Regions from separate parts of the Homo sapiens genome. Here region 2 is linked to region 1. Evidence: chromatin loops called from intact Hi-C (ENCODE). Cell type or tissue: HCT116. All regions are shown on one strand.

What was found. A loop is a pair of places that touch in the nucleus more often than their neighbours do. Peaks named below come from ENCODE experiments on the same cell type or tissue, not always from the same donor. Only the 100,000 strongest peaks of a DNase experiment are listed, where the experiment ranks them.
Region 2: it touches region 1 in a loop (14-fold over the local background); 3 of 110 quality-filtered maps call a loop at or near these places.

What each region holds. Positions count from the first base shown.
Region 1 is chr5:2,148,001-2,156,000 of GRCh38, reverse strand. No RefSeq gene overlaps it. Among named protein-coding and RNA genes, the nearest start is that of CTD-2194D22.4, 260 kb to the right of the region's middle. RefSeq lists a cis regulatory region at 2,559 and an enhancer at 2,475-2,644. In HCT116, a CTCF peak has its summit at 4,505 (motif pointing right); DNase peaks (open chromatin) are centred at 4,550 and 6,650; H3K4me3 peaks cover 797 bases; H3K27me3 peaks cover 1,507 bases.
Region 2 is chr5:2,067,413-2,075,412 of GRCh38, reverse strand. It overlaps LOC105374618 (a long non-coding RNA gene), which reads right to left. Exons shown (of 13, transcript NR_171679.1): 4 at 7,451-7,744; 5 at 6,442-6,530; 6 at 6,070-6,269; 7 at 3,761-3,814. Among named protein-coding and RNA genes, the nearest start is that of CTD-2194D22.4, 180 kb to the right of the region's middle. RefSeq lists enhancers at 6,543-7,124, 7,125-7,708. In HCT116, no CTCF peak of the experiment used is centred here; a DNase peak (open chromatin) is centred at 4,412; H3K27me3 peaks cover 1,290 bases.

The DNA.
Region 1 (8,000 bases):
AGACAAAAAATGTCTGTTGTTTTAAGCCACCCGGTTTGTGTTACACCTGTTACATGGTTCCCCAGGAAACTCATGTTCCCCAGCGCGGGGAGGGCTGCGTTCATTTGGGTTCTTTCCTGCGTTCTCTATGCTTCACAGAGTTCCAGAAAAAGCCAAGTCCAGAACATACTATCCGTGTTCGAGTATGCAGATGACTAAGTGAATCATACCTATGCAGGGCAAACACGTAGCCCCACCTCTAGCGTGCGCCTGACGAAAGCAGGGGAGTGTGGACTCCGCAGGCCCTGCGTTCAGTGGTGGATCGCGGCAACTCCGGGGAGGACTGCGGAGGATTCCGTCTACCTGTCACGGTTCACTTCCACAAATAAGTGGAAAAGTTAGATGCAAATGTTTCAATGTGCTCATTTAAGGTGGAAGGTTCATTTCTGTTTATTACCTTATCTCATAATTTTGCTGTGGTTTTTTTTCAAATTGCAAAGTAAGAATAAACAATAATTCTTAAAATTTGCATTGCTTCCAAACTGATTCATTTCCCTACAGCACACAAAAAGCGCCCCATACAGATGTTTTAAAACTACAGCCTGTAAAACCCCAGCCTTATGATTTTGAGGACAGGAGCATTAAAAAACAAACTATCCGGCATCTTTCAATTGACATCTATCTGTTTAATGGTTTAAACTCTATTGCTTTGGTAATGTTCTCCTAATGCCCCATTCATTTTGTCATTCCATCTCTGAAAAAATCTAATCTTGATCTCCGGCTCTCCATTTTTCTTACCTCTTTAATAATAATCCCGGCAACAGCATATCAGTATGGAAATTGCTTCTGAAGAACGTTGTAATAAATATATGGCAGGCATATTACATAGGATTTGCTTACTTTTGATTTAAAAAGCCAACATTTAATCTAAGAAGTTAGAACTCAGAGTATACATCTTGCACTTCCAAAGCTCGTAAGTAAATGCAGATCAGGCTCTCTCCCTCCTCACCCATTCAAAATTCATTGCTTGCCATTTGCCTCTTAAACAGTGGGTGCAGGTCACGATTGCATACTCCAGTGCTGGGCAAATATTGACTCTAACCGCAGGAACCACCTGGCTCTGGGCAAATGGCTTCGGCTACGGAGTAATTGGGGTCTTGACGCGGGAGCAGGGTCTGAGGGCATCATCAACCCCCTGTGTGAGGAGGTCCAGAGATGAGGGATTAAACTTGTTTGGATGTTTCTGCATGAAGAGTTGCTTTGAGATGTGTAGAGTTAAATAATTTGGACATTGATTATATTATGGATATTTTAATACAAAGGAATTGATGTGCAACTAATGTTGAAATGTTATTTTAGTATCTTCTCCAGAAAGGCCAGAAGAGGCCTGACCAACAAGAAAGAACAGAATCACACATTCATTTCTATTAACACCTGCTTTCTGGATAGAAGAGCAAGGGCCTTTTCTTATTGTTGAATATAGAGTATGAAATTTAAAAATTTTAGAAAAAAAGAATATTTGAAATTATCAATTCTAATGCTCTCAATTCATACAAGGAAATTGAGGCCAAAAGAGATGAAATACCTCTGGAAGGCCTGAGCCATCTGCATCCTGAGTTCTCTGGCCCTGAAATGGGTTCAAAGTAATCACGACCGTATTATTTGACTTGAATTCCAGCCAACACCTTGGTGCCATGACCGTCATTTCTATTCTGATTGTCACAACAGCCTCTTAACTCTCCTACCTACTGCCGGGGTCCCTCCACTCACGTGGTGACCACAATGATCTTCACCAGATCAAAGTAAAAACAGATCCTGCTTGTGCTTAAAGCCTGTCCACACCCCAAGTCACCCTGTGAATAAAGTCCCAAATGGGTAATACAGACTAGAAAGGCCGCAGTCAAGCTCCTGTTGCCCCATCCAGCCTGTCTCTCCCACCTCCCCACATACAGCTCTGGGTGAGTTCCCGGCCCACCGGCCTCCTGCACGTGGTCGGAATGTGCCCTCGGCCCTCCTCGCTGTGGTGTGTGCTGTTCCTGTTGTTGGACTACTATTCTCCTCACTGTGATGTGTGCCGTTCCAGTCGCTGGATCACTATTCTCCTCGCTGTGATGTGTGCCGCTCCCATCGCTGGCCCACTATTCTCCTAGCTCTGATGTGTGCCGTTCCCATCGCTGGCCCACTATTCTCCTAGCTCTGATGTGTGCCATTCCCATCGCTGGATCACTGTTTTCCACCTTGCACCCTTTTCTCTTGACTGAGACAACTTTATTCAGGTCTTGGATCCGACTGCCTTTGGTTAGAAGTTCTTTCTGAAGCCCCAAGATGGGACTGGTCTTTGCATCTGTCCAGCATCCTCTCTGCCAGCAGACGGCTTTCCCTCCTCATGCCCCCATGGTTCCTGGCAGGGCTGCGCATACCCCCTGGCTGCAGTGCTGGCAGTGGCCTGGATGCATCTTGAAGGCCTGCCACAGTCGAGGTTCCAGGTGGACCTAGAAGGCCCGCCAGCCCTACTGATTTCCCCGGGATCTGATATGCAGGTTTAGGAGAGGTGAGTTCACTTTCCTCTGGTGTACCTGGAGGCATGGCCCACCTGCTGTGTCTGTGGCTGTGCCCACCAGGGTGGTGCCCAGTCCTCCCTCACTGCTCACAAGCAGCATCCTGAGTGGGAAAGAAAGTGCCAACTGGGAGACAGAGGCCGAGCCACAAGACAGACAAAAATGGCCCTAATGTCAGAGTCTGGGTGCCCAAGCCCACCATCCTGGGCTCCCCAGGCCACCAGCCATTCTCTTTGTTTGTTCAAACCAGTTCATGTTGAGTTCTGCCCCTTTTAACCATGAATGTGATGATGCCATCACCTTCCTCATGGCCTCCTGCCTTTTTTTTTTTTTTTTTTTTTTTTTTGGTGGATGGGGCAGTGGGGGAGGAACCCTCTGATTGTTTCTGCATTGACTGGTTCCCCACAGGAATGCCAGGTCCCAGGTCCCTGCGATGGTTCACATTCACTCTATGCAGTGTCTGTAGGGGTTCGTAAAATGGGAAGTCAGGAGGTAGTTGTTGAAAAAGGGAAGAAAGATGTAAGGAGAAAGGGAAGGAGAGACAGAAGAAGAGAGGGAGGGAAGGAGAAGAGGTAAGAAGAGAGGAAGGGAGAGAAGGAAGAAGAAAGGGATGGAGGGAGAAAAGAAGGGAGGGAGGGGTGAAGGGAGAGAGAAAAAAGAGGGAGAGATGGAGGGAGAGACGAAAGGAAGAAGAAAAGGAAGGTTCTAATATTTTACTATATATTGCTGGAGGAAAGAACTATAGGCTAATATCAAGGAGAACTCAGGTTCAGCCTGGCTTAGCCACAAATCCACTGAGTATGACCAAATCTCCACTCCCATTGACTCTTCAGTCTTCCATCTGTGCAGTGAGAGTGCAAATGGTCCATCTTCCATCTGTGCAGTGAGAGTGTAAATGGTCCATCTTCCATCTGTGCAGTGAGAGTGCAAATGGTCCATCTTCCATCTGTGCAGTGAGAGTGTAAATGGTCCATCTTCCATCTGTGCAGTGAGAATGTAAATGGTCCATCTTCCATCTGTGCAGTGAGAGTGTAAATGGTCCATCTTCCATCTGTGCAATGAGAGTGTAAATGGTCCATCTTCCATCTGTGCAATGAGAGTGTAAATGGTCCATCTTCCATCTGTGCAATGAGAGTGTAAATGGTCCAAGACCCTCCCCAGCCTCGACACCACTCTGTGAGATGGGGACGAGATCTTCAGGTGAGTCTGCTGCCACTGAAGGAGTCCACGGAGACTGGGAGGCACCCAGTGTGGACTCCATAGCCTGGAGTCAGGCATGATAAGGGGTTGGACTGAACAATCTCAAAGCTTCTTTCTGAAACATTTGTAAATCTCTAGCTTATAAGGGAAGGGTAAAAATAAGATTGTGAGGACCAATATCTGCCCAGGCTCAAAGCCCCAGCACAGCACCTGTTGAATTATTATTATTATTACTTTATTTTAAGTTCTGGGATACATTTGCAGGTTTGTTACACCGGTAAACGTGTGCCATGGTGGTTTGCTGCACCTGTCAATCCATCACCTAGGTATGAACCCTGGCATGCATTAGCTATTTATACTGATGCTCTCCCTTTCCCCAGCTCCCCAACAGGGCCCTGTGTGTGTTGTTACCCTCCCTGTGTGCATGTGTTCTCATTGTTCAGTTCCCATTTGTGAGTGAGAACATGTGGTGTTTGGTTTTCTGTTCCCGTGTTAGTTTGCTGAGGATGATGGCTTCCAGCTCCATCCATGTCCCTGCAAAGGACATGATCTCACTCCTTTTTATGGCTGTATAGTATTTCATGGTGTATATGTACCACAGTTTCTTTATCCAGTCTATCATTGATGGACATTTGGGTTGATTCCATGTCTTTGCTATTGTGAATAGTGCTGTAATAAACATATGTGGCACCGGGTAAATTGTTGAGTGACCCTGAGGTTCTGGAACCCAGGAAACAAGTGGCTGTAGTTGGGTGATGTTACCACTAGATGTCGCTAGTCCCCCTCGGGCAGCAGAACCCTGGGTTTCTGCTCTTCCGGTACCTGGTAGGGGTCTGGGCCCAGAACCGGGGGCCAGGGCAGGCGTCTTCAGTTGGAGTCTCCCTTCCTGGCCAGGTGAGGCAACAGACAAGGAAATCAAAACGCAGAAGGTTAGTATGGCACTGGCTTTAAAATTGGATCTTGAAAGCAATAAAATAGACATACAAGGTAGATATTTCCTGTGGACTGAAGTTCCAGGGAGCAGTTACCAGAACAATCAGGATTTGTGGGCACAAGGGGCCTGGGTGGCAGTGGGCTTCCCAAAGCCCCTTTCTTCAAGCATTGACCGGCAGGCCCCCGAGTCCAGCGGGAGTTTCTGGCTTGGGCCTTCAGGTGCCCAACAAGGCGCCATGCGGGGCACTTCCCATGGCCTGCATGGGTTACGCAGGCATCTCCAGTGCTCAGATCCCCCTCCCACTGCCCTGACCCTGACCCTGCCCAGGAGGCAGCCTGGGCTGCTGCATGAAGACCCTCAGCTGTGCACAAACCACAGGACGGCTGATTTAAAACTCAGGGAACAGACAGAGCAGAGTCGCATCCGAGCCAGCAAGACCCTTGATCTGGTTTGGCTGTGTCCCCACCCAAATCTCATCTGGAGTTGTAGCTCCCACAATTCCCATGCGTTGTGGGAGGGACCTAGTGGGAGATAATTGAATCATGGGGGTGTTGTTCCCCATACTGTTATGCCAGTGAATAAGTCTCACGAGATCTGATGGTTTTATCAGGGGAAACCTCTTTCGCTTGGCTCTCATTCTCTCTCTTGCCCCCGCTACATAAGAAGCGACTTTCACCTTCTGCCATGATTGTGAGGCCTCCCCAGTCATGTAGAACTGTGAGTTCATTAAACCTCTTTTTCCTTATAAATTACCCAGTCTCAGGTATGTATGTATCAGCAGCGTGAACAGAGTAATACACCTCTTCCGTAGAGAGATGAGTCTTTTCAATTAGAAAATGTTCAACTCCTAAACAGCCCATTCAATGCATGTTTCAAAGATGGTTGCCTGTCATTTAATCTTTGCAAATAGTGGAGAAGGGGGCACAGATGGGCCATCGGACACCGTGTCCGTGTTTCTTTGGCGTCTCCTGAGATCCTGATACACTCCATGCATCTGATGCTCTGCAAGGTTCTCCTGCAAATGCACATCTCCCCCACAGGGGTAGTGGTGAGGGCTTCAATGACAAAGGCAATGATGAGGACCCACACAGCCCTCCAGGTGACAGAGGACTCTCCTGTACGTGAGCTCCTCTGATTCTCCCATCAGCCTCGCGAGGTGGGCTGTGTTACCGTTGCAGAAACATCACCTGTCATATGGACCCTGACTCTGCCATGGGCTATTTCCCGAGTGGCCAGGGAGTCTGGTACCCCCAAGGCCAGGGAAAGGCTGGCTCCTGGGAGGTAGTCCCCAAGTCCCTAATAAAGAAACCCTCATTTTACATGAGGAAGGAGAGAGAACCTGTCCCTGACATTGTCGAACATCAGTAAAAACCAATGCTGACCCTAAAAGCAGCAAAGAATGAAAATTAAGAAAAACAAAAACAAGAAGCCACAATGAACTGGCTTCTCTGTGGTGCATTCTCCAGAGGACACTGGGTGCTTGCAGGTCAAGGAGGTCCATGGTGTGTGAGGAGAGGAATTTCACGCAGTTCTGGCCACAGCCTCTGCCCTCAAGCTCCCAGCACAAACCCAGAGGCTCTGGACTCACTGGGAGTCCAAGGAGGCAGGTGTCTCCCAGGCAGGGCAGAGGTCAGCAGGAGCCCTGAGCCTCACATGCATAGCTGGGACCCAGAAACGCCGTGTCCACCTGCCCATCCGCGGACCTGTCTCCCGCTGGCTACAGTTGGAGACTCCAGGTGGTCTAGTAACCAAAAAAGACTTCAACACCAAGCCTGTCTCTTGAGAGGGGGCGCACGCCTGCCTCCAGCTTCATTACCCGGCAAGGATGCAAGGAGTCTCTCCCAGGCCAATTATTCCCACCCAAACTTCAAACACCGATCCACAAAAATTAATTCAATGGGAACTAGCTTGAAACCCGATCACGCTGCTGCTGCTCTGAAGTCAATAACACTTAACCCCGGGCTTCCAGCTGCTCACTCGGTGGCTGGGTAGTGCCCGAGTGACTCATCCTGAAAGAAGCCAATGAGTCAGCCACGCAGAGGCCACCCGGCAAACGGAGGCACAGCTTCACTGCAGCAGAGCGGCCCGATGAGGGGCTGTGTCACATCCATCTCCCACCTGTATCGGGAGGAGGGACAATGACCACCTCACAATGCCACAGCAGCAGTGGAGTCTTTCTTCCTGAGAGCGTCACAAAAAAATCAGACTTTAAAAAATGCTTAAAGATGATGTCTGTTCAGTCTTGAAACAGCAAGTAACACAGTTGTAGGTATAATTGCCAAACAGATTATTGTCCGATCTGATGTCTCTGCAGGGTGCAGGGGGGCAGAAGTGCAGCTGCTGAGGGCCAGGCCCAGACCAGGAAGGCCAGAAGGATGTGCTGAAGATGCTCCTGGTGTCACATTTGCACACTAGATGGTCTCTGGCCACTCGTGGACCACAGATGGGGCAGGGGCAGGGAGTGCTGGTCAACTGGCCCTCTAGAGAAACCCCATCTGTGGCCTTCGTACATGTCCACATCCCACGACCTGGAGCACATGTCCTTGTGCTGCCACCAAGGAGAGGGAGAGGACACACTTCCCTGGAGGGTTCGGGTCATGAGACTTGGGGCAACTGTTGTGTGTACCCCCATCCTCTGTGTACCCCCTGTTAGTCATCTGCTGTGAATCCTGCTTGGGGCAAGACAAAGGAAAAGCCTGGGTATAGGCTTGGAGCAAACTGGGGTGAAAGGTGGGCCAGGTGTCCACAGAGCCCAGCTGCTGTGGGAAAACCTGAACAAGCAGGGTCCAATAAGGGAGGGCGGCTTTCCCTCGCCCAAAACCTGGCGCAGGTAGGCCAGGGCGGGGGCCAGCAGGGCAGGTCAAAACCCCCAAGCCCTTCTGCCAGGGTGGCGACACCCTCAGCACACAATCGCATCTGTGTTCTCCCTCCTGTCACCAGCAGAAGGGACACAGTGAGGACACTCAGGCTGAAACCACGGCCCGTCTGCCAGAACCTGGCCACAGTCTCTCACCTGCAGCTGGAAAGCTGGGGCTGGTGGCTCGAGCTTGGGAACACGGCCCAGTCCCTCTTGGTGAGAATGGGTATTGGGAGACAGCAACAGCCTCTGCTGCCGGTCAAGGACCAGTTGGGGGCGCCTCCAAGGCCCTACCCTGAGGTTGTGACGTGGAAGGGGGCACCAACATGCTGAGGGTGAACTCATGGTGTGAGCAGTGTGGCAGACCTGGGATGTTTGCAAATACGCAGGTTGTCTGACCTCAGGATAACTGGGAATGGCCAGGGTTGGGGATGCCAAACTGCCCTTCACAATGGGATTAGCCCACTAAACC
Region 2 (8,000 bases), 81 kb after region 1:
TCTAATAAAAGTCGTAAGAAAGCGTCTAACATCACCATAAATAAGAGATGTTTGTGGCTACATTTCTCGCAGAAAACCTCAGCCCAGCTCTGGTGAGAAGTTTCTCTTGGCTTAGCCCTCAAGGCCTCACAAGGGCAGAATCAGGAAGATAGCCCTAATCCCAGCTCTGCCTTCCGCCAGCCTAGGCCTTGTCCACTGGCTTCCCTGCACTCGCAGCCTTTTCCCAAACAGAAGGCCACGGTGGCTTGGGAGGGCTCTTTCCCTCACACCCATTTATCCCCCATAGGACTCAACGTGCATTTCTTTGCTGAAGAGCATGACCAAAATGAAATTCATTCAAACTTGGGTTCACTGACAGCCAAGAAGATAATGTGGACTCCTGTGGAGCCCAGCTTATCAGACAGATGCTTAGGAACAGCATGCATTCAAGGACCTCCAAGGAATTGCTTAAAAAGTCAGAACAAACTCCAGATGCAGTGCCAATGCCTGCCCAGGCCACCCCTCACCCATGGCACAGATGTCTGTGCCACCTTTGCACATGCAGACATTGCCACGGCATCCCTGGGTGAGCGCCCCGTCTTCTTGTCTATTTTGTGAGCAGAGTTGCATCTTTACGATGCAAGCCTCACTTGGATAAATGAAGAAAGTTCGACCCAGCATGGAAGGCCCGGGAAGAGCATCTCAGGGTAGTTTTTGAACCCTTCATTACCAATGAACAAATGTAGCTTTATGGAAGGCCCTAAGTGTGTTTAATGGTGGGTCCCATGACCCCAACAAAGGAGCACAACCAAGACTCCCAGAAAGCAGCCCAAGCCCTCTGCAAAGCTCCTCACAGAGCCTGGGGTCCATTCCTCAGCAGCACTCAGAGAAGCCACTGTTTGTAAAAGGGTTTCACACGGAGCCCAACAGGGAAGCTTAGGGAAATGAGGGCAGGCTGGGGCCTCGCAGGGAATGCAGGTCCTGTGGACTCAGTGTCAGCAATGAAGTTCTCTGCTGGCGAGGAGAGCAGGGGCTTCTGGCTCTGGTCGTTCATTTCTATTCAAGCTCCTCCTGCACCGTCCATGGAAAACACTCATCATCCAAAGTCTCTGAGCACCCATGGTGTGTCAGCCTTATGTCAAGAGCTGTATTTCTATTGTTTAATCCTCACAGTAATCCTATGGAGCAGGTAGCATCACTATCCCAGTTTTACAGTTGGGACAGTAGGGACAGTGTGTTAGTCCATCTTGCATTGCTATAAAGAAGTACCTGCGGCTGGGTAATTTATAAAGAAAATAGGTTTAATTGGCTCACGGTTCCGCATGACACCTGCTCTGCTCAGCTTCTGGGGAGGCCTCCAGGAGCTTTCACTCATGGAGAAGGGGAGCCAGTGTGTCACATGGTGAGAAAGGGAGCATGAGAGAGAGGGAAGGTCGCAGACTCTAACAACCAGATCTCACATGAACTCACTACTGTGAGGACGGCACCAAGCCGTTCTTGAGGGATTCACTCCATGACCCAATCACCTCCCAGCAGGCCCCATCCCCAACACTGGATATCACATTTCAACAGGAGATTTGGAGGGACAACACATCCAAACCATATCATTACATCTCTGGTCCCCCAAATCTCATATCCTTCTCACGTTGCAAAATATGATTCCCCTTTCCCAACAGTCCCCAGAAGTCTTAACTCATTCAGCATCAACTCAATCCAAGTCCAGATCCTCATCTGAGACTCCAGGCAAGTTCATCCCTGACCTATGAGCTGTAAGATCCAAAACAAGTTACTTACTTCCCAGATACAGTGGTGGCATAGGTATTGGGTAAACATTCCCATTCCAAGAAGGAGAAATTGGCCAAAAGAAAGGAGCAACAGGCCCCATACAAGTCTGAAACCCAGCAGGGCAGACATTAAACCTCAAAGCTCCAAAACAGTCATTGACTGCATGTCTCACATCCAGAGCACACTGGTGCAACTGGTGGGCCTCCAAGGCCTTGGGCATCCCCACCCTGACAGCTTTGCTTGACACAGCCCATGAGGCTGCTGTTATGGGTTGGAGTCTGGTGCCTGTAGCTTTCCCAGGCTGAGCTTGCCACCTGCCAGTGGCTCTGCCATTCTGGAATCCGGAGGGCGGTGGTCCTGTTCCCACAGCTCCACTAGGCAGTTCCCTGGTGGGGACTCTATGTGGGGGTTGCCACTCCACATATCCCCTCTGTAGTGCCCTAGCAGAGCGTTTCTGTGGGGGCTCCACCCCTGCAGCACCCAGGCATTCTCATGCATCCTCTGAAATCTAGGCAGAGGCTCCCAAGCCTCAACTCTTTCACTCTATGTACCTGGCAGGCTTAACACCGTGTGGAAGCTGTCGACACTTATGGCTTACACTCTCCAGAGTGGCAGCCCAAGCTATACCTGGGGACCTTTGAGCCACAGCTAGAAGAAAAGCAGTGAGGATATGGGGAACATCTGCCTAAGGTGGCAAAGGGCAGTGGTGGTCCAGGCCGGGCCCCCAAAACCATGCTTTCCTCCCAAACCTCTGAACCTGTGATGGGGGGGGCTGTCCCAAAGCTTTCGAGACCTTTTTCCTGTTGTCTTGAATATTAGCACTTGGCTCCCTTTTCGTTATGAAAATCTCTCTAGAAAGTAGTTTCTCTGCAGCCCCCTGCATTTCTCTCCTGAAAAAGTGTTTTTCTTCTCTACCACCTGGCCAGGCTGCAAGTTTTTCAAACCTTTGTGCTTTGCTTCCTTTTTAATTGTACGTTCCAACTTAGGGACATTCCTTTGTTCCCACATCTGATTCAGATTACTACAAGCAGCCAGGCCACATATTGAAAGCTTTTCTGCTTAGAAATTTCCTCCACCACATACCCTAGGTCATCAGTCTTAAGCTCAACCTTCCACAGATTCCTAGGGCAGGGACATAAGGCAGCCGAGCTCTCTGCTAGATCATAACATGCACGAGTTTTGTTCCAGTTCTCAATAACGTCCTCATATCCATCTGAGGCTTCATCAGCCTGGCCTTCATGGTCCATTTTTCTATCAGCATTTTGGTCACAACCACCTTATCAGTCTCTAAAAAGTTCTAAACTTTCCCTCATCTTCCTGTCTTCTTTTGAGCTCTCCAAACTCTTCCAACGTCTGCCTGTCACCCAGTTCCATAGCCACTTCCACATCTTCAGGTATCTTTATAGCAATGCCCCACTCCTCAGTACCAATTTTCTGTGTTAGTCCATTTTTGCATTGCTATAAAGAAATACCTGAGGCTGGGTAATTTATGAAGAAAAAAGGTTTATTTGGTTCACAGTTCTGCAGGCTGTACAAGCATGGCACCAACATCTACTCAGCTTCTGGGGAGGCCTCCAGGAGCTTTGACTCATTGCCAAAGGTGAAGGAAGAGCAGACACAACACATGGCAAGAAAGCGAGCAAGACAGAGGGAGAGACACATGATGAGAAAGGGAGTAAGAGAGAGGGGAAGGGTCCCAGTCTCTTTACCAACCAGATTTAACGTGAACTCACTATTGTGAGGAGGGCACCAAGTCATCATGAGGGATCTACCCCCATGACCCAAACTCTCACCAGCACCCATTTCCAGCATTGGGGATCACATTTCAGCATGAGATTTGGAGGGAACAAACATTTAAGCCATATCAGAGAGGGTAAGAAACTTACCCAAGGTCACACAGCTAAGAAATGTCAAAGAGTGTGTATTAGTCTGTTTTCACGCTGCTGATAAAGATATACCCAAGACTGGGAAAAGAAAGAGGTTTAATTGGACTTACCGTTCCACATGGCTGGGCAGGCCTCAGAATCATGGCGGGAGGTGAAAGGCACATCTTACGTGGTGGTGGCAAGAGAAAATGAGGAAGAAGCAAAAGTGGAAACCGCTGATAAACCCATCAGATCTCATGAGACTCATTCACTATTATAGGAATAGCACAGGAAAGATGCCCCCATGATTCAATTACCTCCCCCTGGGACCCTCCCACAACATATGGGAATTCTGGGAGATACAATTCAAGTTGGTATTTGGGTGGGGACACAGCCAAACCATATCATTCCACCCCTGGCCCCTCCAAATCTCATGTCCTCAACATTTGAAAACCAACCATGCCTTCCCAAAAAGTCTTAACTCATTTCAGCATTAACCCAGAAGTCCACAGTCCAAAGTCTCATCTGAGACAAAACATGTCCTTTCCACCTATGAGCCTGTAAAATCAAAAGCAGGCTAGTTACTTCCTAGATACAATGGGGGTACAGGTATTTTGTAAATACAGCTGTTCCAAATGGGAAAAATTGGCCAAAACAAAGGGGCTACAGGCCCCATGCAAGTCAGAAATCCAGTGGGGCAGTAAAATTTTAAAGCTCCAAAATGATCTCCTTTGACTCCAGGTCTCACATCCAGGTCTCGCTGATGCAAGAGGTGGATTCCCATGGTCATGGGCAGCTCCACCCTGTGGCTTTGCAGGGTACACCCTCCCTCCTGGCTGCTTTCATGAGCTGGCATTGAGTGTCTGTGGCTTTTCCAGGTGCACGGTGCAAACCGACGGTGGATCTACCATTCTGAGGTCTGGAGGACAGTGGCCCTCTTCTCACAGCTCCACTAGGCAGTGCCCCAGTAGGGACTCTGTGTGGGGGCTCCCTCCCCACATTTCCCTTCTGCATTGCCCTAGCAGAGGTTCTACAAGGGAGTCCCACCCCTGCAAAACATGTTTGCTTGGGCATCCAGGCATGTCCATACGTCTTCTGAAATCTAGGCAGAGGTTCCCAAACCTAAATTCCTGGCCTCCGTGCACCTGCAGGCTCAACACCAGGTGGAAATTGTCAAGGCTCGGGGCTTCCACCCTCTGAAGCCACAGCCTGAGCCATACCTTGGCCCCTTTTAGCCATGACTGGAGCAGCTGGGTCACAGGGCACCAAGTCCCTAGGCTGCACACAGCACAGGGGCCCTGGGCCCGGCCCATGAAACCACTTTTTTCTCCAGGGCCTCCAGGCCTGTGATGGGAGGGGCTGCTGTGAAGATCTCTGACATGGCCTGGAGACATTTTCCCATGGTCTTGGGGATTAACATTAGGCTCCCTGCTACCTCTGCAAATTTCTGTAGCCATCTTGAATTTCTCCCCAGACAATGGGTTTTTCTTTTCTATCTCATAGTCAAATTTTCCAAACTTTGATGCTCTGCTTCCCTGATAAAACTGAATGCCTTTAACAATACCCAAGTCACCTCTTGAATGCTTTCCTGCTTAGAAATTTCTTCCATCAGATACCCTAAATCATCCCTCTCAAGTTCAAAGTTCCACAAATCTCTAGGGCAGGGGCAAAATGCTGCCAGTCTCTCTGCTAAAACATAACAAGAGTCACGTTTGCTCCAGTTCCCAACAAGTTCCTCATCTCCATCTGAGACCACCTCAGCCTGGACCTTCTTGTCCATATCGCTATCAGCATTTGGGGGAAAGCCATTCAACAAGTCTCTAGGAAGTTTCAAACTTCCCCACATTTTCCTGTCTTCTTCTGAGCCCTCCAAACTCTTCCAACCTCTGCCTGTTACCCAGTTCCAAAGTCGCTTCCACATTTTCAGGTATCTTACCAGCAGTGCCCACTCTAGTGGCACCAATTTACTGTATTCGTCTGTTTTCATGCTGCTGATAAAGACATACCTGAGACTGGGAAGAAAGAGGTTTAATTGGACTTACAGTTCCACATGGCTGGGGAGGCCTCAGAATCATGGCGGGAGGCGAAAGGCACTTCTTACGGTGGCAGCAAGAGAAAATGAGGAAGAATCAAAAGTGGAAACCCCTAATAAACCCATGAGAGCTGGTGAGACTTATTCACTATCACGAGAATAGCATGGGAAAGACCCACCCCATGATTCAATTACCTCCACCTGGATCCCTCCTACAACTCGTGGGAATTCTGAGAGATACAATTCAAGTTGAGATTTGGGTGGGAACACAGCCAAACCATATCAGAGTGAGTGTCAGCTGGAAGGCCTGGACCCAGAGTTTCTACTTTTGACCGGGATCTTTCCACTGCCTTTGCTGAAATTGGGAAGCAGCATCCCTCTGTCTATTTCTGGAGGAAAAGTTTGTACCTGGACTGCAATAGGACATGCTCAGAGAGTCCATGAAATAGTCTAGCCGGCTGTCCCTTCAGCATCCTCTGGTGTCTGGTGATGGCCAAGCTTATTGTCCTCAAAGCAGTAGCAGCGACCCAAGCCAGAGTAAATCAACCAGCTGAGCCCACAGCTCCCTCCTAGGGCCCTCTGGACGTGGGTCTCATGGCCTCTGTGATCTGGAAAGCCCAGAGAAAAGCAGCGTTATCTTAGACAGGGAACTGTTATGAGAGCGAGGAGGGGGCCCTGCACCCCTGCAGCAGGGGGAAAGCCCGAAGCAGGGGCCAAGCCCGAAGCAGGGGACGGGTATGAGGTTATAAAGTGGGCTTATAGTAGGCTTTTTTCCCCCACCTGATTTCACTTCAATTAGCCACAGGTGTCAATTCATCCTCTTTCTCTCGATGCTTCCCTTTGACCTTCTGCTCCTGTCATTTTCTTCTCTTTTTGTTCACCGAGAGGAGAAAATGAAATGAGACAGGACGTGGGCCTCCTGCACAGCTGGGTGTCGTTGTGGGGATCTCTGTGAGTTTCCTCTTCCAGGGCGTAAGAGGCCGGCTTTCCCCCCGCAGGCCGGTGCTGGCTTTGGTACCCCCGCGTTTCTAGGATGTCGGAGGCTCCTCCCACGTTTCCTCCCACCCTCCACTGACTCACGGGTTCCTCCCTCACTGCTCCTGAGGGAGAGCTGTTCAGTCTCTTTCCAGAACTGGCCTTAGCCCAGCAGGGTGGTCCCAGCTGCACCCCATCTTCAGTCCCTTCTCCAGCTTCCTCACACCTGCTATGTGGCTGCCATAACACGTACCGCACACTCGGTGGCATAAGACAACGGAGACTTATTCTCTCACAGTTCTGGAGGCCATAACCCCCAAATCAGTACCCCTGCGCTGAATTCAGGGTCTCTGCAGGGCTGGGCATGGGGAGACCCCATGTCTCTGTCTTTCCTTCTTCCGGTGGTACCTGGACCCCTGGGCTGGCAGCCCCTTCCGTCATCTCTGGCTCTGTGGCCACATCACCTTCCCCTCTCTGCTGTCCTCCCTCCCTCTCAGAAGGACCCTGTGATTTCATTGGCCCGCCAGGATCATCCAAGAAAATCACCCATCTCAGGAGCCTCAGCCCTATCACATCCGCAAAGCCCCCTTTCCATACAAGGCGGTGGTTGCATGTTCTGGGGGTCAGGATGTGGCCATCCAGAGTCCTAACTCGACCCCCCACAGCCTCCGTGTTTCATGTTTCATGGATTCTCTCGCTGCAAATCTTTAACTAGGTCTTAGTATATTGCTCAGACCCTATGGCCTCCACACAGCCTTCCCCAGCAACCCAGCAGGGTGATCTGCCTCCCCACCCCTGGGCTGTCACCACTCACCACAGGGTCTGATCCACAGGCAGACGGCTTTCGATCAAAGGATCTGGCCACACAGGCTCCAGGTCAGGCAGCAGTGGCAAATATTTGCGGAATTAAAAATGCGTAATTGAATCCGCAAATACAGCCTCAATGAGACCCACAAAGTCCCCTGATCTGCAAGTGTCCCGGGCAGGGGCGGCTGACGGTAAAAGGAAGCGCTGGCCAACCAAAGCGTTTGTAGAAAGATGAGTCCTGGAGTCACAGGCTCTGTGACTTTGGGCAGCCTGAAGTGGGAGGTGAGAGCCTCCAGGGCTTCTGAGGATTAAAATATGAATACCGTCAGAAACTGCTTAACATGACTTCTGGGAGGGCCCGCTGAGGGAAGAGTGAACACTCACCTGGTGAGATGGCTTTGATGACCTAGGCTCACAAGCTTTTAGATAATCAGCATTTTTAGGCAGCCTGTTTCATACACAGATTGTCTATTGTCTGCCTGTCTATATCTACGTATTGTAAGCTGATCTATTATTATGGCACAGCAGCTGTCACTTGGACACAGGACTCGGAGCCA